Regions from separate parts of the Homo sapiens genome. Here region 1 is linked to region 2. Evidence: chromatin loops called from intact Hi-C (ENCODE). Cell type or tissue: dorsolateral prefrontal cortex. All regions are shown on one strand. Each heading gives the region's core, and the rest is flanking DNA. Links, peaks and the distances in the headings are about the cores only. Region 1 has its middle 280 kb from the start of ZMIZ1-AS1. Region 2 has its middle 220 kb from the start of ZMIZ1-AS1.

The links. Hi-C counts contacts between places; a loop is a spot of excess contacts. Peaks named below come from ENCODE experiments on the same cell type or tissue, not always from the same donor. Only the 100,000 strongest peaks of a DNase experiment are listed, where the experiment ranks them.
Region 1: a loop joins it to region 2, with 2.2 times the contacts of the local background. A loop is called at or near these places in 1 of 110 quality-filtered maps.

What each region holds. Positions count from the first base shown.
Region 1 is chr10:78,777,126-78,788,339 of GRCh38, reverse strand. No RefSeq gene overlaps it. Among named protein-coding and RNA genes, the nearest start is that of ZMIZ1-AS1, 280 kb to the left of the region's middle. RefSeq lists an enhancer at 10,473-11,214. In dorsolateral prefrontal cortex, for the core only: no CTCF peak of the experiment used is centred there; no DNase peak of the experiment used is centred there.
Region 2 is chr10:78,842,744-78,853,957 of GRCh38, reverse strand. No RefSeq gene overlaps it. Among named protein-coding and RNA genes, the nearest start is that of ZMIZ1-AS1, 220 kb to the left of the region's middle. RefSeq lists an enhancer at 1,929-2,516. In dorsolateral prefrontal cortex, for the core only: no CTCF peak of the experiment used is centred there; a DNase peak (open chromatin) is centred at 7,027; H3K27ac peaks cover 1,056 bases.

The DNA.
Region 1 (11,214 bases), core at 4,376-6,875, 64 kb after region 2:
GTAAAATTCACCTGCCCTTTGTCCCAGAAGTTATAGAAATTCATTATAAAGAAATAATTAGAGAAGACAGAATGGATGTTGGTTCAATGTTTTTCATCCCAGCATTCCAAGGAATGATGAAAACTGGAAATAACTTTAACATCTAAAACCAGAGAATATTTAGGTAAATGATGGTCGGATACAATGGAATGCTGTGAAGTCATAAAACTTGAGTTATAGAAGAATATTTATTAAAATGAAAAAATTATTCACAAGAATAAGTGAAGGCAAAGCAGGCTAACCCTTGTTTGAAAGAAACAGAAAATATTAGCAAATTCTACACTAAAATAGTGTAGTTACTCTGGGTGGACAGGCAAGCTCTTTTGTTTGACATTCTTATACGTTTCTAAGTGTTCTGTATTCCACATGTATTCCACATTTTAGTTTTTTTAAAATTTGGGGAACTATTAAAACACCATAAAAAATTAAAAGTCAAATAACATGACTAGGAAAATATTACCCCATATGTGGTATTCAAAGTGTTTTAATATATTTAATCCACAAAAGGCTCTTGTAAGTCAAGAAGAAAAATATGAACATCTCAATAAAAAGATTTGTGTGGAATATATAAAGACCATTAAGAAAAGAAATATAATCATTCAGTTAGCATATGAAAAAAGTGGAATATTGCTAGTAATACTCAAAGAGAGATGAAAATTTTTGCTCTTCAAATTGGAATCCATTTATCAAACACTGATAATACCCAGTGTTGCTGTTTCTGGGAGTAGGGGGTTGGGATGGAGAAGGAGAAACCCCCCTTCATGCAGTAATGCTGGGAGTATAAATTACTCAGCTTTTCTGGAGAGCATTTTGGCAGATAGACGAAAAATCTTAAAAACATTAATTCTTTGTGACCCAGGAGTCCAGTTTCTAGGAATACATCCTGAAGAAACAACCACGGATGTGCAAAAATTTCATGGACAAGAATGCTCTTTGCAGCCCTACTTATTATAATAACAAAAATTTGGAAACAGTCCAAATAGTCAACAATGAAGGTTTGGCTTGGTTGGCAATCACAGTACAAGTCCACAACATGATAAGCAGGATTCCAGAATCCACAATGCAATTACAGTTAACAGATCTGCATTAGGTTTGCTGCAATTTCACTGGTGGCAAAAATCTGACACTGAACTGAAGGGAATCTTTTTAATAGTCATCATTTATCTCAGTTAGTGAGAATATTCAAATATTTTCTTGTCCAAATACTGTATTTGATTCTAGGCTACTGTTGAGGTCCCACTGCAGGTGCTTCCTAATGTATCCTTTTTTTAAAACAGATTTTTACCTTTTCAAAACCTAATTAATTCTAAATTCTGAAATATCTGGCCCCAAAGCTTTCAGATAATATTCAAATAATGAAATCCCATGATACCACTTAAATTCATGTCCTCAGGGAGCTTTGTTGGATATTTTGGTCACTTACTTTTTTTTCCCTATTTTTTTTTCTGTTTGAGATGGAGTCTCACTCTGTCGCCAAGGCTGGAGTGTAGTGGCGCGATCTTGGCTCACTGCAACTTCCGCCTCCCGGCTTCAAGCGATTCTCCTGCCTCAGCCTCCCAAGTAGCTGGGATTGCTGGCACCCGCGACCACGTCCAGCTAATTTTTGTATTTTTAGTAGAGATGGGATTTCACTGTGTTGGCCAGTCTGGTCTTGAACTCCTGACCTAGTGATCCACCTGCCTCAGCCTCCCAAAGTGCTGGGATTATAAGCGTGAGCCACCGTGACTGGCCTTTTCCCTATTATTAAAAGCAAAAACCAGTAGGATATAAAACAATGCAGATTATAATAATATTTTTTAAGTATGTCCCTGCAGATCCTTTTAATAGACTAAATAGACTTGAAGGAATATATCAAAGTATTAACAATGGTTATCGACGTATGATGAAATGATGAGCTATTTTAATTTTCTTGCATACATTTTTATGTTATCTGAATTATCTATAGTAAACTTATATTATCTTGAACAATAAACGTATTTTAAAAACCCAAACTAACTCTAGGCAGTAGAAACTGAAGTACAAAGTCCTTAGATAAATACGTCAGAGATCCATAGCCAGGGTTCAAACTCAATTCTTCTGACTCTGGACTCCTGCATTCTTTCCCCCTTGAATGTGCTGCATGGAAACCAGTGCTCTTGAAAGAACATCCAGCAGAATCTTCGTAAACGCTATGTGCAAAGATGTTTCTGTGGACACGTGCATACTGAAAACTATAAAGTCCAGAACTTTAGGCAGGACTTCTCAGGGCCTTTTACACTCTAAGATGCAGCACGATTCCACAGAAGAGCTATCCTGTGCTGAGTTCCAAGATCGTTGGCCACACGTCTTTTCTATTTTATTTTATTTGTATTTTAGCTCTGCTTATCTTTGTGAAAAATCTTCTAGGACATCTTGAGAATGTGTTTCACAGAAAACACTTTAGAAATGCTAATCTCATGGAAAATTTTATTCTTAAACTGAGGAAAAATATACAAGAACCATCTCTAGAGTGGTGACAATTTCCTGTGGGAATGCTGACCCTTCACAGTTTATTAGCTGTTCCCTTTTAAGAGTGACTTCCATAATAAACACGTGAAAGGCCATGGTCCTGGGAGGGAGCTTTGGTGTCCTTTAGGGAGGCCATTTTGACCTGCTGTGATTCTGCAGAGGATCATGGCCCATAGCTCTGGCACTGATGGAAAAGTCCATAGAGGCAGAAAATCTAAGCTCCGGATAGAATTCTCTGCATTGCTTGTTAGGTGTTCAGGAACCCAACAACTTCTCACATCCGTGAAGAGATTTGGGAGACACTCGGCAGACAGGGAGCCTAGTGGAACAAATCGTGGCCTGAGAGCTAGCAGCAAAACTGGAAAAGGACTTATTTATGCAAACGTTCTGTGTAACCTTTGCCAGCTCACAGCTTCTCTCTGTGTCTCAATTACTTCACATGCAAAATGTAAGGGTTGATTAAGGCAGAACAGCAACCTTGTTTCATCTTACTTGCCAACTCTAATCAATGGGTAGGGGTTTCCTGGAGTGCCTTGAGGCTGCATCCCTGCTTAATAGGAAGGGATGCTGTGATTGATTACTAATGTCTGCCCTGGTCACGGTAGGAAGATTGCACTGATGCTGCCCGTCCTCTGCCACCTCAGAGTTGAGAGACATCTAAACACTCTTGAAGACATGGGGTGCTCTACAGTGGACACAAGGGAGTCAGCCCCAGATCTAGTTCTTATTTCATAAACGCTGGAGATCTTTTGTCTCACTCCTTCTCTCTCTTTTTTTTTTGTTCCCTTCCATCTATGGAGATTCTAAACTCTTGGCTTTTGGTCTCTGTAATGGCAAAGTGATGGTTTTCCATGGCAATCTTTTTATACTCCCTTTCTTTCACCTTCTTGCCAGGGATGAAACTGTTTTTACTAAAAGGGAAAAAATACATATGTAAAAATCACACGTCCTCACCATGTGCAAAAATCATGTGTTTGGCAGCAAGAACATCTTTCTGAGGCCAAATGGCATTTTTTTCTTCTCTTACAAAACGAGCAAAAAAAAAAAAAAAAAACTTACTTTCCCAGCACTGGTACTGAATTATTGGCCCTTGTCAGTTGCTTCCACTAAGGGGCCTCTTGTCCTGGAAACTTGTGATGCTGGGAGACCAACAAGTCCTGGGGGAATCTGGCTGCAGCTGTCTTTCCTGCTTCTCCTGCTTTGCACAGGGACTGAAACACACAGCACCGTGGTTGATAGAGCCACTGTCATGGGTATTAGAGGGAGCTTGATATGGAAGACAGATAGACCAGGGTGTCTATAACAGCTTCATCTCTTACCAGCTTTGTGACCTGGGCAGAATCCATTACTTCTCTGAACCTCAGGCTGCTCATAATAAAATACACCATAGTTCCTGAGTCCCTGGCTTCAGCCAATCTCGATGTTCAAGTTTACCCCAGAGAACAAATCCGGCAAAAGTCCACACATTCAGGAAGTCAATATTTTAGTAGAAAAGGGCAAGTTGGTGGCAGGGGTAGGAAAGAATGGTAGGGAAAGATGGACAATAAAGTAGTTAGAATTCAAGTTAATATTAGAAAATGCTAAATACCATGAAGGAAACTTCATCTGAGTAGGGGAATATGAAACGTAGGGTTGGGGTGTCATCTCAGGTAAGATGTCCAGGGAAGGATCCACCAAGAAGGTGCTATTTGGGCAGACCAGGAGAAAGTGACGGAGCATGCGACATGTCTACCAGGGGATTGGGGATCCAGGCAGAGAGAACAGCAAGTGCAACGTCCTCAGGTGGAAATATGCCAGGTGTGTCAGAACAGTAGGGAAGCCCCTGGTCTGGGATGGAGTGAGTGAGGCAGAGAGCAGTGGGAGAGGAGAAGAGACAGGTGTGAGATGCTGGAGGCAGGGCAGGCTGGGGCAGGCCAGGTGGGGCCTGCTCAGGACCTTGGCTTTTGTGCTGAGTGAGACAGGGAGTCAAAAGAGCATGTTATCTTAAAGAGAGATGTGATCTCATTTACATTTTAACAGGAACTCATGACCTCTGTGTTGGGAAAAGACAGGAGGTGAGAGACAGGAGTGGGAGCAAGAACATCCTTCAAGGGGCTGTTGCTGTGCCTGGTGAGATGGTGTTGGCTTGCACCAGGAGGGAGCCCTGGAGGCAGTGGGAAGTAGAGGGGAATATGGGAACATTCTGAAAGCCCAGCTGGCCAGGTTGTTGTGGGAAATTGTGAGAAAAGCTCCAGCCCAGTGCCTGGAATGCAGTAGGTGCTCAGTTAAGGTTAGGTCATTATTACCAGTCACTTGGCCAATTGTGCATGCCTTCAGGGAGAGGGAAGAGCATAGGGCTGGGGGCTCACCTGAGGGCACCTTCATTCATTGAGGCATTTCATCAGCATTTTAGTCCATTTGTGCTACTCTAACAAAAAATCTGAGACTGGGTAATTAATAATTAATAAACAGCAGACATTTTTTCTCATGGTTCTGGAGGCTGGGAAGTCCAAGACCAAGGTGCTCATAGATGCGACATCTGGTAAGGGCTGCTCCCTGCTTCCAAGATGGCATCTATTGCTGCATTCTCACATGTGGAAAGGGGAACAGCTCCCTCACATCTCTTTCTAAAGGCACCAGTTCCCTTCATGAGGACTATCATGACTTCATCACCTCCCAAAGGCCCCACCTCTTAATACCATCACAATGGCAATTAAGTTTCCACATCTGAATTTCGGGAGGCACATTCAGAACACAACAACCAGCACATTGTGCTCTTGCTATGCACGGTGGCATTGGAAAGATGGCAGATGATGCAGCAGGACAGGAGACCCCCCCAGCCACAGGGGGATTGGAAAGAGGGGTAAAGGGGAAACAGCCACCAAGGAGAATTTGCTCCCTTATTGTGAAATAAATAATGAGACTTGACAAGGGTCACCACGGAGGAATCTAGTTGGTACAGATAATTCTGGAGCTGGCATTTCAGTTGCTTTAGGAAGAGCACTTTTGAGTTGGAACTAAGGGTGAAACTTGGTTCTTGAGAAATAGTTTGCAGAAGGCAAACTCCTGACTATGTCCCAGGAATGGAGGTAAGCTGTGCATGTGGCTGTGGCAGCAGGTGACCAGGCACTACCTCCCGCTCCCCTCATGCCCTTGCTGTCCACAGGGCTCCCGCATGGTAACCAATGGTGCACCCTCCACGGCTGAGCTCAGCTGGTGCTGGAGGCATTTCCGAGGAGAAGCAGTGGAGTGGAGGACTTGAGGAGGCTGTGGCCCAGGATTAGCAGGTCTGCAAGCGACAGAGGGGCCTAAAGATGTGGGTGTACTCATCCTGAAGGTGAGGCAGCAAACCGTTGAGAGGGATGGGCTGGGTGGGCAGGGAGGGCCAAGCTGGAGCAGCATTCCCTGTGGTGAGCAGGGTGATTTGGACTACACTGGAAACCACTTCACACAAGATAACAGATAGTCATTTCAGTGTTTTAGAAAAAGACTAGCTTTCCTTTTATGATAGTGATATAAACTGTTCTTTTAAAATGCATTTATGTAAGCTTGAAAATAAGATGACTAAATGAAAATTAATCAGTGGATAACAGTAAAAGGCCAGCGCTAGCCGAGGGGGCTGTGAAGCGTGATTGAGGTGTGCACCTCCTCCTTCGGTTCAGTGGGTGGGCACGATGGAAAGTTATTTGCCACTGGATTTAGGAGAAACCCCCAGGGTTGGGAAGGCCTTGGATGGAGTCTGTTGTCACAGCCGAAAGCTTCCTGGACCTGGGGGAACCCCACATATCAAAGGGCATTTTCTCTCCTTTCCAGATGCTTCCATTTCATTGTAAATACAGAGACAAAGGGAACAGGAGAGAAAGTCCTGGGACACCTTCTGCTGACACAAGAACCCAAAAGGTCATCCTGGACCCTGTTCGCTTTTGACTTGTTCTGAAAGCTTCCTTTCTCTCCTAGCCTGGGAAGGGATGGCTGGACAGAAAAGGCTTTGCACACCTCCCACCCTGGCCCCACCCCCATTCCCATCTCCACAGGCTCCACAGGATGGCTTCCTGTCCATAAAATGTTTGAACACAGACCATCAGAAGGCAGAGTTAGACAGTGGCACAATCCCCGCTGGCAGCATCCAGTAGAGGAGGGGTGGAGCCTCAGGAGCAAAATAGTTCTGGGCTGCTTTTCTACCTGGCCATTCCTGCTTGTGACCCTGATCTTCAGAGCGGCCAGGAACTCCCAAGACCTGGAACCTCAGGCCTGTGTCTGTTGCAGAGGCCATGGGTGGAGGAGAGCATGCCCTCCTGAGGGCCATCACAGTGGCCACTGGAATGAGCCTGTGGTGTCCCAGTCGTCTCCAGGGGTCCCAGCCAATGTGAACCTGGTTCCCAGGAGTGCAGCAGCACAGTGCTTCCTGCCCTGGGCCTCGCGGGGGCCTGCGCTCCATCATCGGGAAGGGCAGTAATGATGAGTTATTGATACATTTATTGATCACCAACTGCAAGGCAGGAGTTTTCCCACGCCTTATTGGATAAGAGCACAGGCAGCCGCTGAGAGGTCTGGGTCGGAGCCCTGCTCCACCAGCAGCTGGCTGTGTGAGCACAATGAGCTCCTTACTGTTATCGTGCCTCAGTTTCCTCATCTATGCAGGGGTCCTGCCAGCACAGGACCTGGCTCATAGGGCCGCTAGGAGGATCAGAAGAACTCTGCATGCACAGGGTTTGGAATACTGCCTTGCACATGGTCAGATCTCAAAAAGGGAGAGCTATTATTATTGTTGTAGTTGTTCTTGGTCCTAATTCCTACAACAACTCTAAAGATACTTGTTATCCTCACCATGGAACAGGAATGCATAATGCCTCGCTGCCTGCATGTGGCTGGCAGGGCCAGCTTCGGGCCCTACACCCATCTGACTTCAAAGCTAGGGCTTTGCCCAGAGCCTCACACACCTCCCGATGACCTGGCAGGGCTCTCACAGGCCGCTGGCTGACACCAACACCATGCGGCAGTGCAGGCCCAAGCAGCAGCACCCAGGGACACTCAGGACAGGGCTTCCTGAGTTATTTCTGTCTTGGGGACCCTCCTTGGAGGACAAACCTTTGGTGGCCCAACCCTGCGTAGCACTCTGGCACTTCCGGGATGGAGTGCTCAGATGCTCTGCATCTCAGCAGTCTTCAGTCCCCTTCCCCAGACCTTGCCTGGGCTCCTGTGAGGCACAGTGCCGGGCCCTTGTTAAGATGCAGTGAGTGGGCTGCAGATGCTGCCTGGAGATGGGGACAACTGAGCGAAGCAGGCCGAGCTGAGATTTTCATGCCCACAGATGTGAGGGGTGGAGTGGTCCATCTCGGTGTGCTTGGACCACTTTCTCCCAGCTTCGGGAAGGGAACCAATGTCTATTTGGTGAATAAGGACACTGAGATCTGAGGGTGTCAGTGACTTACCCATGCTGGCCCAGCCTCTGGGTGCCAAAGCCAGGTCTTGGTCCTTGTGGCAAATCTCCCAGCTCCATTCTGTGCCCCCTGGGACATGCCTCCCAGCTAGTCTCTAAGTGTTATAACAAAATTTCAGAACCCTGGGGTGGGGTATGTCTGAGGGAGGAAGAGGGATTTGGACTGGAGGGATCTGGTTTCTCCAGCGCTGAGAGACAGCCCCAAGCTGGTGGCCAGATAATTCCCAACCAAACCCTCAACTCTCTCCTTGAGCCTCTGAGCACACAGCGTGGATAATTTTTGGAAATATGTTCCCGTGTGCTGTCCTCAAGGGGCCTTGCCAAATCCTACTCATCCTTGGGACCTAAATAGAGTTCCCTCCTCTCTGAGCCCACCTGGCTGCCCAAGTACTGGGCTTCCTGACCCTGACACCCTCATCTCTCATTGGGCCCAGCTTGGGACACAGATGAAGGCTCCACACTGTCCTTAGAGTGTGGGTCACCCTTGCTAAAACATTAGCTGACAGGGCAGGGACTACCTGGGGAGGGAGAAGGAGAGGAAATACAAACTTCAGTCAGATGGACCTCACTGGAATCCTGGCTGTATCATTTTTAAAACCCATAAACTTTCTGTATAATTTTGAGCCTCAGTTTTGTCGTCTGTAAAATGGGCATGACAATGCCTGCCTCTCAGGGCTATAGTTGAGGAATGAAGAGGGTCAGGTATGAAAATCCAGCCTAATAATCTGGAGTGGTTAGTGCTCAGTGCATCACAGCATCCCATGCCCTGCAGCCCCTCCTCGCCATGCCAGGCAGGGTGCAGGCTGGGCAGAGCCTGCTCCCAGCCAGGGCTGCTTGGCGCATGAGTCATCTCTTCTGTCCTCAAGAACTTGTGGTATGCCCAGTTGTCTGGGGGCATCTGTGCATGTGTCCCTGTAGCTGGGTGACCTCAGGCTGGTTGCTGTCCCTCTCTGGGACTCGGTGTCCTTTTTGAGCAAGGGATAGGTGCTCTATTAGGCTTCCCAGTTTAGACAGTCCATGGTCCCAGGTGCAGGGTGAAAGCAGCTTGCTTGGGCAGGGGTGGAAGTCTCTGACCCTTTCTCAAGCCCTCCCTGGTCCAGGTGACAAGCAGCTGCCTAACACTCTGGCAATCAGGTAGCCAAGGTCAGCAGGTCAGAAGTTAATCATTTCCTCTGAACACTGGCAAATGCATCCCTACTCGCACAGTCACCAGTTGCCTTCACAGGGACAATAAAATCACACAACCAAGGCAAGACCCAGGGGGCAATTTTTTGGAACTGGTTTGACCCCAGTTAGCCAGACAACCTTGGGTACTTTCCTTCTCACCGTGGCCCCAGCTTGTTCATCTGTAAAATCAGAGTCGGTGACTCAATGGGGAAAGTGCAAGGGAGCCGCTACAGGGGGCACCATTCCTGGATGGATTTGCGGGTGGGAAATGTGGTCAGGGATGGGGCTGCCTTGCACCCGACTCCTTCCTCTCCTGGCATAATCTTTTAACCAGTGTGCTTTGGCATGAGGGGTTTGCTCTGCCCAGAGTATCCTGCCCTCCAGCTCTGACCCTGGAAATCTGATTGACCCCATCCTCTCACCCAGCTCCCATCTGTCCTCCTGGTGAGAGAAGCCTGCCATGCTCTCTTGGGCTCATCAGGTCCCTCTGTCCTCTGATCCCGGGTAACAGCGAAGGTCTACCCAGCACCCCACTCAGGTAGCCAGAGGGTGCAGAGCCGGACAGGACAGGGGTTCTCAACTTCCACCCAAACTGTGCACTTCCTTAGGGCAGGAGCCATGTCTCCCCAGCATCAATCCTTCCACAGGGCCAGCTGTGGCCAAAGCAGGAGCACAGGATGCATGCTGCAGGGGCGCCATGCAGAACGAGGTGTCCAGGCAAGATATCCAAGACAAAAGGCTTGGATATCTTACAAATCCGGGGGGTTTGTTAGCGCATGGGAAATGGACTCCAGGAGAAACGGAACATCTCATTTCTAGGAGGATGCAATTAAATACCAGACTTCTCCTCATAAAAAGACACATCCTATCCAAAGAACAATCAAAGACACCTCTTATGGAGAGCAAGGGTCTAGCCCTGGCACTGCCCTGGGCCCCCTGGGTGAGCTGCCTGCCCGTTTGGACTTCGCATGCCTCATTTTTCTCTGGTGTGGCATGAAAGGAGGTCAGCCATGTCCACCTCTCATCTTCAGCACTGCAGGTCTCAGTGTCCTCACCAGTGGCCACGATGCCTGCTAGGGGTGGAACGTGCTGGGCTTATTCTCTTGCCTGACTCTGCCTGTCCACCTTGGCATCCCCTAGCTTGCCTTGTGGACAGCCCAAGGGATCGCTGCTTTCCCACACAGCCTCTTGCACCAGTCCAGTGGCTCTGACGTCCAGAAAATGTATCATGCTCATTCCCACTGGACTCCTTGTTAGCCTAACCCTAGGGTGAGCAGCAGAGGGGGAAAAAGTTAGATTTTATAAAGCAAGAGAAGCAAGCTTATGGGGAGAGTGCCTGCTGCATGTTTGCCTTCTCTGTCCTCATCCTGGGGCTGGGACGAGGGGAGGTGGATGGAGTGCTGGCTGTCACCAGGCAGGGCCTGGCCTGGTGTTGGTCCCAAGCTCTGCCTCTTTAAGAGAACCCTGGGGCCAAGATTTATTGGCTGCTGCAGTCCTGCTGCGTGTGTGGCTTTGGTATTTACAGGCCTGGGGAAGGCTGAGGTCTTCCTTCCCAGACTACACAGCTGAAGTGAGCTGGAGTTTGGGCAGAGAATGGCTGCCATTCATGCTGGAGTTTGCAGCAGAACTTGGTGTGCAGCCCAGGGGAGCAGGCGGCCTTGTACTTATAATAGCTCAGTCCTAGGACGGAAATCCCACCCTCCGGGTTCAGACAGGGAGGGGAAGGGAGGGGCCACTTGTCCCCTCCATGTGCCTGGGCACCCATGCCAGGGTCCAGCTGGGGGGCAGGCAAGAGCTGTTGCCTGAGGGTCTACCTTGTGGATGCAGGCACTAGAGACGCAGCAGTGAGGAGGGCAGGCAGGATGTGCCTCAGGAGCTGAGACCAGGAGTGAGATGCCAAAGCAGGTCACAGATTAAATAATGCAGAGGCCACCCGTGCATACTGGGATGTCCAGGGCGGACAGGGTCCCCTTGGCCAGGGCACCTCAGCTCTGAGTCTTCTGCTTACCTGGGGAGTGGTAGGAATGGCATCTACCTCATAGGGTTTTGCAGGGCTGAAACAATGTAATTAATTAATGTAATTAAATAATGTAAATAAATCG
Region 2 (11,214 bases), core at 5,553-8,052:
ATGTTCAGCAGGTTGAGGATTGTAAGTTGCATGGGCAACTTACAATATTTTCAACTTATGATGGGCTTATCAAGATGTAACCCCTTTGTAAGTCAAGGAACATCTATATATGTGTACTATCCCAGTTATCAAACTGTACCTAATGGTTGCCCACCCAGGAGGAAGACAGCTATGCTGCCTAGAGGCTGGGTTGGCAGAAGGCTCACAGGAGAGGAAGAAGAGGGGACATCTGAGCTGGCTGTAGGGGAATCAAGGGGATGCTGTCATCTAGACAAAGGGTAGTAGTGGGGGAGGGGATATTTTAGGTCTCAAGCTGTGGCCTGTGAGGTCAGAGTCTTCTGGAGTAGGGGTAGACTTTGTCCAGAGCCTGTGTAGTGTGTGGGGTGGTGGTAAGAGTGGAGAGAAAAATGGAGAGATAGGAGTAAAAAAAAAAAAAGACTTGAATAAGATCGTGAGTCACCTCAATATTGAGTAAGGGGCTTATCAGTAAAATCACAATGGTGGGAAAGAGCCGTGGCAGGCTTTGAAGTCAGAAAGAGCTACGATATATTCATTCATCTATTCACTCATTCATTCATCAAATACATATTGAGCACTGAAGATCCTGCAAGGAGCAAAGCATATCTCCTGCCCTCATGAAACTTGTGGTCTGGGGCAGGGGAGACCAGAATTTATGAAAGAACCACATGGATAAGTCCATCAGTTAAGACCATGATCAGAGTGGTGAAGGAGAAGCCAGGATGCTGACTGAGAGCTTGAGAGTGAAGAGGAAGGGGAAACAGAGGAGGTTGGAAACCAGGCTGTAGGAATTCGGCCATGTGGATGAATTGGGAGCTTATCCCAGCTGCCCAAAGCCTCTGGACTGCTTTAGTCGGGGTAGGGCTCAGCCTCTGCCTTGCTGTGGACCTTGGGCAGTGCCTCCTGCTGGCTCAGTCTTGAATTTCTCATCTGTACAATAAATAGGCAGGACAAGGCCACCTCCAAGGCCCATGCAACTCCTCCAATTTCCTCCCTCCTCCCTGCTGTCCTTGCAGCCTGTCATTTTAGAAGGGTCAGCAGAGTCAGTCTTAATTTCACATGGTGTTTCCTCCCACGTGTCTTCCCGCCTTCCTCCTCAGAAGCTCCCCCTAGCCTCCTGGCCACCTTTGTCCTTCATCAGCTGAGCCTGGTGAGGGGTGGGGGGCTACTGACATTGAGGGGCCTTCCTGATTGTGAAGGCACAGGGTCCTGCTGATGAAGCCCCCACTCCTTGAAGGCTGTGTGTTTGGGGGGGCCCAGGGAGGCCAAGTCTTGGCTGTGGCCTGGGACCCCTGCCGGGCATCGAGGGTCAGGCTATATGAACTGATGTGGTGTGAGCCTTGTGTGATGGCCAGAGCACCGGGTCCTGGACCCCAGTCTTGGCTCTGCCCTTAACTTGCTGTGTGTCACCTGGGCAGTCACACTCATTTCGGCTTCTGTTTCCTGACTTGTAAGATGAAGTGGTTGTTCCGGAGAAGTCATTTGATCAGCAATGTAGAGCTCTTTTTTTTTTTCCAAGGAAAACCTTACATATAATCCTGATATACAAACTAGATAAAAATGGAGTTGCTTATCATGGTGGGTGAGGGTCTGGGGACCTGCCCCCTTCACTGGTCTGACCCAGGGTTCCCTGGGATGGATAAGTTAGGCTGGATGGTCTCAGGGTTCCCTGACATGTTGGAATCCTGGAGCTGGAGGAGGCTTCTGCAACTGTTTCAGGGCAGAGAATGATGGGTGGGTGAGGCTGGGGATAGCCCATCCTGGTGCCCACTGGTACCCGCCCCTCCTGCTGTTGGTCCAGGGCACACAGTTTGGAGCAGCCTCTGGGGATAAGGAAGGACCTCTCTCCCACTCATATGTGCCTGTGGCTCTGGGAGGAGTGTCTGGTCTGTTGGGCCCAGTCCTTGTCACTGATCTCCAGGGCTCTTCCTTTTCAGAGGCATCGGGATCCTGCTCTCTGTCCTCCACCCCCAGCTTGATGGAATGCAGAAGGGGAGGGGAGAGGAGGGCAGTGGAGCTGAGGCTGAGGCAACATCTTGAATTATTTTGCAAACATGTTGGGTCCACCAAAGCCCAGCACACATCTTGTCCCCGGCACCCTCTCCCTGGATGTGTGAGCCCATATGTTCCTGGGCAAATGTGCTCCATCTGCCTGGGCTGCATTTGCAATTAGCTCATCAGGATGCTGTTCTCTAATAGCCCTTTGATGTCCAACGAGCCTCCTAAGCCTGTGTGTTGCCTTCCCTTTGAAGCAGGACATCATGTTTTGCCAGAAGTCAATGAAACGCCCTAGTAGAACAGAACAGTTTAATTCCCTCCTCAGATACAAGGCTGAGAAAGTTCAAACAGGCTTCCGCCCGTGCCTGCTGTCCCAATCGGCCTGCAAGATGCCCATATTGGAGGCCTGGTAAGGCCATGGCCCCTGGGGCTGGGCCTTCTGAGGAAGCTCTGGCCTCCTCCACCAGGGAACATGCCCAAACCGCCTGGTAGCTATCACCTGGCCTTGTATCCTCGGCCTCCTCTGACTGAATTTGGATTTGTCCATGACCCTGATTCCTGAACTGGCTCTCACCTTGACTTGCTGTTTCCCTGGACCTGGAACTGGCATCAGGCTCTGGCCCAGCCCGGGCTCCTCACTCAAGTCCTGTGTCTCATGCAACTCAGCTTGGCTTGCTTTGGGCTTCAGAGCTCCCATCTCAGCATTGACAGCTCATGGCAACCCCACCCATTGTGTGTCCAGGGAGTATTCCCCCAGGGCTGGCTGGGGGCCGCAGGGTCAAGCCTGACCTGAATGACCTGGTCACCAGGCACTGGTTCTCATACTAGCATGAGCACCTGCTGATCGCCTGATCTGAATCCATCTGCTGTCTCAGGAATTTCAGAGCCTTGCAAACTTCCCTTCCCTGGTGATTTTTGGGAGTTGCTAAGGGTGTGGTTCCTTCATGCATTTTCGATGCAGCTGTCTTTGTTGCTCACTAGAGCTGCTAACAAACCCAGTACTAGGGACCCCTGGCTATACCAATGTCCACTGTATAGGGCCAGACCAGTATTACTGGCTAGTGCTGCCTCCTAAAAGTAAGGCATGCCCAAGCACAATGCAGCAAGCTGTTCTTGGTCTCCCAGCCAATGTGCCAGGCTGCTCCATCACCCACTGCTTGGATGAGAGCTGAGTGGACTAAGCTACCAACCTGGAGATGCAGACCCTGGCATATGCCTTGTGTAATTAGATGGTGCATATTTCCTGACTCAGAGTCACGTTGGTGTAAGGGTGGAGAGTTCCATAACCCAGTTATTTGGGTCCCAGTGAGTTATTCTTTTTTGTTTGTTTGTTTGTTTGAGACAGAGTCTTGCTCTGTCATCCAGTCTGGAGCGCAGTGGAGTTCCAGATGGATTCAGGCTCACTGCAATCTCTGCCTTCCGGGTTTGCCTCAGCCTCCTGAGTAGCTGGGATTACAGGCGCCTGCCATGGTGCCCAGCTAATTTTTGTATTTTTAGTAGAGACAGTTTTCACCATGTTGGCCAGGCTGGTCTCGAACTCCTGGCCTCAAGTGATCCACCCACCTCGGCCTCCCAAAGTGCTGGGATTACAGGCATGAGCCACTGTGCCCAGCTGAGTTATTCTTTTGTTGATTCATTCACTCAGCAAAACTTTGTTGATGTCCCACTAGGTGCTGGGCAAACAGATGAACAAGTCTCACCCATCTGCCCTCATAGAGCTTACACTCCAGTGGAGGGGACATCACATTACACAAATAACAAGAAATGACCAGGGGAGATCAAAGTGAGGATGAAAATATAACAGGGTGATAGGACTGGGAGCAACTAAACTGGGGACCAGTTTAGGTGAGGTGGTCAAGGGAGCTTCCCTCAGGAGGTGACATTTAAGCTGAGACTTGGAAGATGAGGAAAAGCCAGCCATGCAAATCTCTACAGGGAGAGCATTCTGAGAGGAGGAGGCAGCAGGGAGAGGCCGGGGCTGAGGAAGAGACTGGTAGTTTCATGGGTCAGAAAGAGTGCCGGTGTGGCTGAAGCACGGGGAGGGAGAGGGTGTGGGAGAGGATGGAGAGGGAGAGGTTGGTGGAGGCAGCTCACTGAGGGCTTTGGGGACCAGGCTGAGACGTTTGGACTTTGTTCTAAGTGGAAAGGAAATTCAGTGGAGGGCCCTAGGCAGTGTGATCCATGATTTTAGAAGGCCATGCCGGTTGCCTTGAGGAAGGGGCATTGTGCATGGTGTCTAGTGAAGGGGCTTGCTGACCAGAGACTGGGGCTGGATATAACTAGGTCAAGTCATATCTCTTCTTTAAACCTTAGTTTCCTCATCTGTACAATGGAGACAATAATTCCTACCTACTAAGCTGGAGCATGAGTGAGGAGAGAATAGGAGCATAAAACTATATCATGAAATATGTACTCAGAATAACTCCAACAATTGAGGGTAGCTCTTCTCTTTTAGTTTCCAGAAAACCAGAGAAAAAGTACAACAGGTTGCCTAGTAGTAGGAGCAACCATTTTCCTGGCCCTAAACTTAGAAAGGCGACTGCCACTGAAGCCGTGGATGCCCGCCCCTTACTTTCCTTCCCGTTCTGATGCTCCTGAGACCTCCTGATTATCCTTGGCCACTGGCCAAGACAGGCTAAGACTCAAAGGCTGCCTTGGAACAGACCTGGGGAGAGAGAAAAAGATGCAGGCTCGAGGAAACCAGCTGCTTGTGGCTTTGCTGTAAACTGCAGTCCACCTGTAGGTTTGGAATATCTGCTAGTGAGCCGCCACCCTCGGCTTTATTTCCCAAGGCTGTGCCCTGGTCAGGGGCTGGCAAGAGGACCTGGTGATGGTTCTGAGTGGCTGGACTGAACCTGGCTCTAGGCACTGGTGTTTGCTGCCTTTGGATTATTTGCCTTTGCAAATAATCTCTGTGTGCTGTTGGTAAAGATGGAGCATTTTATAATGTTAGAGAGCTGCCGTGGGGTGGGAGCCTGACTCCTCTTCTGGTTTTGCCATTTAGGAGCTGTGTGGTCTGGGGCAAATCATGTTTGCCTTTTGGGCCTCAATTTCCTCATCTGTAACCTGGGATCAGGATATCTTTCCTGAGACTGTAGTGAAGTCAAAGATAGGCCCCATGAGGCCTGGCCACAGAAGATTCCACACATGGCTCTTCTTTCATTAATAAATATGACCACAGTTGTAGAACAACAGCCAAATTATGAATTAATGATTTATTGCCTTGTTGGTTTCAAAGATAATCAATTGTCGATTAAGGCTAGATCTTGGCCAGGTAGGTGACTTTTGAGTTCTCTCATGGAATGGCTTTTAAAAATTAATAGCTTTAAGGCAGCTGTAGACATAGCCTTCTTAGGTCTTCCCAGCAGAGACAGAGGCTTCAAATGTGGGGAGATTATGGCAGGAGAAGAGGTGGCTCCGTTTTTCCTTGTGTCTGTGGCTGGGTGGGAGATCCTGCTGGGCAGGGAGCCCGTGGTCGCAAACCTGCAGTTGACACTCTCCAGGCCACTCTCAGCAGAGAACATAGGGTCTGGCACATAGTAGGTGCTCAAAGCAACTGAGCATTCAAACATGAGTTCATTTACCTCTGTGGTTTAATCAAGGCATGGCCATGTCCTTTAAAAATAAACAAATCAAGCATATAGATACAATTTAACAATCGCCTGATTTGAGTCTTTTTTTTTTTTGACAGTCTTGCTCTGTCGCCCAGGCTGGACTGGAGTACAGTGGTGTGATCTCAGCTCACTGCAACCTCCGCCTCCTGGGTTCTAAGCGATTCTTCTGCCTCAGCCTCTGGAGTAGCTGGGATTACAGGCGCATGCCACCATGCCTGGCTAATTTCAGATCTTTTGCTTAGTCCTCTTTTCTATTGTATCTACTGCTTAGATTTTATCTTTAGCGTTCACAACACCCAACACATTCACGCACTCACATTCACACACTCTGCACACATACTCAGAGAGTAGTAGGGTGGAGTGATGAAGAACTCATTGCAGGTGCCCACGGTTTGCTTCTGGCCTTGCACTTCATGGGCTGGTGACCTTGGGCAAATTACTTAAGCCCTCTGAGTCCCATCTGCAAAATGGATATAAACATAACATGCACAGCTATTGTTACAAAGAGAAGCACGTAAAACAGTCCATGTGGTACCTGGCATGTGGAAAGTCTTCAGTAAATGTTGGCCACTCATCCCACAGTGTCCCGCCTATGTACATGTAGGCCAGCACTCAAAGAAAAGCATGTCTAACATGCAGATGAGAATCTGCAGGCTTTGTCTCTCCGTGAATCTCTGAGTCAGGAGATGGGCAGGGTTGTGGCTGGGCTGCTGTCTGGGGAAGTTGGGCCTGGCTGGTGCTGTGCCTTAGTCCTTGTCTCGAGGTGAGGGGTATGGCATGTGGTGGCCCTGGTGGTCGGGTCCCAGCAAAGGTTTGTGTCTTGGAAGAAATAAATGGGAGCCCTCAGCAGCCCCTCATCCTCTTGTCAGGCTGCTGTGAAATAAAAGCTAGCTGGCTTTTGTCTCTATCAAGTGGTCTTTTATATGGAGAGATAACGAGGGGACAATTAATACAGCAATTGGGAGCAACCTTTGAAGCCCTGGTAATTTCCCTGCCTTATAATTATCAAACAATCAGGGTTTTTCAAGCTCCCAATTACATCACAGTCAGAACCAGAGACAGAAAGAGTGGACACTGTAGCCAGAGGCCAAGGGGACCCAAGAAAGGCCACAATGTGTGACCCCAAGAAGATCCCAGGGGTGGGGGTAGCAGCAGAAAGAAGGGTCTGGGTTGGAAAATGAGCCTCCTGCTGGGTAGCAGCTGGGCCAGCCTCGGAGAACACCAGATGCCGTTGCTGGTGGAAGAGGGCCTGGGATGGAGCATCTGGCCCCAGCGCTGGCACACACCTCGGAGGAACAGGCTCTTGGCAGGCCTGCTTCCCCAGCTTGGCACACCCTGGGACCAAAAGCCAACCCTGAGCTCCATCTGGGGGAATCAGTGTCAGCTGGGTTGGTCCCTTGCCTACTTGCTGCTCACTCGCCGAGGGCCCTGGACAATGCCTGACTCCTCTCAGGCCTCTGTTCTCGTGCAGGCAGCAGCCCATTGCATCTCTAAGCTTCTTATAAGATCAAACACTTGGTGATTCTGACTTAAGCAGTATTAGGGAGAGAAGGCTCAGTTCTTCCTTAGAAGGTCAGTTCCTGGCATGGAGCACCCATCATGGTGGGGCCCTCCCCAAGGGCGATGGCAGCTGCGGTGCATCAGGATAGCTGTGTTGGTTCTTTACAGCCGGGTGCATCTGCCCTGGGTTCAGGCACTTGGAAACTCTTTGTGAAAGAGTCTCCTCCTGCTCCTTCTTCATTAACGTAGCCTCCACTTATGGAGACCTTGCTGGGTGCCAGGCTAGAAACTTCCCCCACAATCCAGTGTGAGCCCAGCAACAGTGCTTACAAAACAGTCACTATCAGATCTACTTTATGGGGAGAGAAGAGTGTGTAATGAGGGTTTGTAACTTACCCAATGGTCACTTTTCCCTTAAGTGGCACAAACGGAATTCATACCTGAATCTATCAGACTTCAAAGCTATAGCCTCACCCTCAGGCCACACTGCCTCCCCTAGATGGTTAGAAAACAGACGGGACCCAAGCCAGAGCCCCGGAGCATAGGCACCTCACGCTGCAGGAAGTGTGCTTGAAATGCTGCCCCTGGCCCAGCCACCAGACTCTGGTCCTCACACTGTCTCTGGGTTGTGGACAGCTCTGCTGCAGCCACCTTGATAAAACTCTACCTATGTCCCTGTCTTTGTGTCACCTCCTTCGTGCTCAGACTCCTGAGAGGGAGTGTCCTGCCAGCCAATTCTAAATCCCATTCTCCTGTCCTGGAAACTGGAAAAAGGAATCTCCACTCCCTGGACAGTAGGAGGGATTTCAAACCCTGCACCTAACATACTTTGAGATCTTCCCAGATGGAAAGTGTTCGGACACTTGGAAAAGAAGTATGTCTGTCAAGTTGAGATTCTGAAGACACGTCCCCCACCACGGCCAATGTGGAGGCTGGTTCATGGTATCCACAGTCTTGCACCTGGGCTGCATGGTCTCCACCTGAGATCCCAGCTCCAGCTTTCCTTTATGGAGGGAGACGTTAGGGACCAGAAAGGGGAATGCACCTGCAGAAGTTCACACAGCTGCTTAGTGGCTTTATGATAATAAATAAAAATTCCTATCAGTGTAGACTGAGCTTTGGCTCTGTGAATAAGAATGGATCGTCTTATGGGGCAGCAGAGTGGTGTGGAGTGGGTGCTCAGGGCAGGGGGATGGTGGTAGACGATCTCCAGCAGCTTGTTTACAGTAATCAATGACCCCCCTCAGCTGGACTGAGCCCTTAATCAACTGTCCACCCTCAGAGGATGGCAGGAGTCTCATGCTTGCATTTCTGAATTCTCCCCTTCTGGGAAAGCCCCAGGCAGCCACCATTGCAGACCTGCTCTCAGTGATTAGGGGTGAGTGACGCCAGCACCGTGTGGGTTAATGCCGCTGGGATAGAGGTATGCGCTGGCTGGTCTACGGATGGATGGCAGGTGAAGGGTGCTTTATTACGATGTATGACCAGTTTCTTGGCTGCTTCATCATCTGCCAGTGTGCAGGCAGAAGCTAATAAGCAATTTGTTCTATTTTGCCCCTGAGGGTGCATCCCGAAGAGGGAAGCTATTGATTTTTAACACTAGACACATAAACTCCAAGCTAGTTCTTGTATTCTTTGGTCCCTGGCGGTGCCCTGGTGGGGAAAGCCAGCCATTTCAGTCATCAGACACACGCAGCCAAATGAGGTGGTAATAAACTCACCACCACTGGGGCCAGTGTGTGGAGACTCCTCTCTGCTGAGGGACCTTTTTATTCTCTGCCCTGGTCCTGATTCCTGTGGTGCCTGGCCCTGTGGCCTGGCTATCATTTGGGTCCACTGCCTTTCACGGGCTTGGGGGTTAGGCTGCTGAGCAATGAAAGGGAGCAGGGTCAAGAGTGGGGAGAGAGGACCCGGCTAGGAACAGTAGAAGCGAACACTGGAGATAGGTTCTGACTCTCAGACCTGACAGCACAATGGCCATGGTTATCACTTCATCCCCTACACACCCAGTACTCATCCTGTAAAATGAGGGATCTTACAGCCACCCTGTGTGAGCCCGGCTATCATCAACCCCGGGCATCTGCAGAGAGGACTGTACATTAACACCATAGAGAGTGGCTTACCTTGGGCATTCCCGTGCTGACAGGTTGGATGGCTACCTCGCTAGTTGTAGTCCCACCTGCTCATTTTACAGATGGGAAAACTGAGGCCCAGGAAGGCAACTTAGAGTGGGTCTTCTTGTTCCCTGCCCCGGTCTCTGTCAACCCATTCTACTTCTATCTACTTCTTTCTCCAAAATATCAGCCCTCCAATCAAACACCCAGAATGTTTCTCCTATTTACTTATCTGTGCTTTCTAAATTGTCTCAATACATCTCACTTTTATAATTAGAAAAAGATAAAAACTATTACAAAATGAAAATCCATTGCCATTTTTTCTTTTAAAGAAAATACAGAAAAATAAATATCGACATTCAAAAAATATGTTTCGCAAGTATCAATTATATCTAGGTTATGATTTTTACAATATAAAATAAATTTTAGTGATCATTTCCAATTTCCTTCAAAAGGCACCTAAACTCAACCCAACACCCAAAGCCTGCTCCTGTCTGTTCTTAACCACCCTCCTCCCAGAGCATACACCCTCTGCTCACAGTAACCCACTGACTGCTCCCCAACCCTACTGGCTGACATATCCCACCCTCAACTACTATCTCTTCACTCTGTCTCTTTCCTCTTTCAGGTAAAAGTGCTTTTGAATAAACGAACAAATTGTTCTTAGCAATAAAGTCATTTCCTCATTTCCCCTGGAGGTAGGCAGTGGTAAAATAATGGTATTGAGGATCCAACTCTTTCCCTCGGTCCCAGCATCATCAGCATGCTGCCCTGCAAGCCCGTAGAGTTGTTGCTTCATAGTCACAAAGTGGCTGCCATGGCCCAAGCATCAGCTCTGTGCTCAAGGCAGGAAGTGGAAGAGGCAGCACCTGGAACTATCCTCTCTCTCAGCAGAACAGCAAAAGCTTTCCCAGAAGCCCCAGCTGGCTTTCTGAGATGTCTCATTGACCAGAATGCATCATGTGACCTTTTCTAGCTGCAAGGCAGGATGGGAAAGTAAATATCAGCCAAAACCAAACAAGATGACTTACTTGGCCTAGACAAATCATGATTCAATCCTAAGGATAGGTCACGCTGTCACTGAACAAAACAGGTTTTGACAGCAAAGGAGGGACAAATGGCTTTGGAGGAGGTATTTTCTGGTGACTTCCTGGACACCATGGTCTGTGACTCAACATCTCTGTTCTTGATCTTATCCACATCCACATGGGTAATTCCAGTTAGTGATTCCATCAATTTCTCATGATAGCTTAGGAAATCAGAGATCTCCTTATTTCCAATAGCCTTCATCCCACTCTTGCCATAGCCATCCCTCCTTCTCACCAGCAATGGCCAGCTCTCTGCATGGCTCCACTCCCACTTTTAATCTCCTCTTATGATCTCCTACTTCAACCTTCCATCTTTCCAGATCTTTTCACCCTGAACTTCTGGTTTTGCTTGCTATTTGTGTGTTCATTTTTCTCCATCTATCCTTCCTTTCCCCTAGCCTAGGGTCACAACCCTTTTCTTAAAGGGCCAGACAGTAACTACTTTAGAATTTGCAAGCCACACGTTCTTTGTTGCAACTACTCAACTCTACCCTTTTGACACAAAGGCAGCCATAGATATCACATGGACAGTGGGCATGAGCGTGTCTGATAAAACTTTATTTACAAAAGCAGGCACTGATTAGGCCTCAGGCAGAGTTTGCTGATTCTTCCTATTGCTTTCTCCTGCCTGATTCAGCAAGTCCCCATGGAACGTTACCTCCTCCACCTAGTCCCCTCCACATCTTTACCCCATACTTTTGTTTTGTTTTGTTTTATTTTGGAGACAGGGTCTTGCCATGTTGCCCAGGCTAGTCTTGAACTCCTGGTCTCAAATGATCCTCCTGCCTCGGGCTCCCAAAGTGCTGGGATTACAGGCATAAGCCACTGCACCCAGCCTTTACCCCATACTATCGATTGTGCTATAGTGAACCTTTAAAGAGA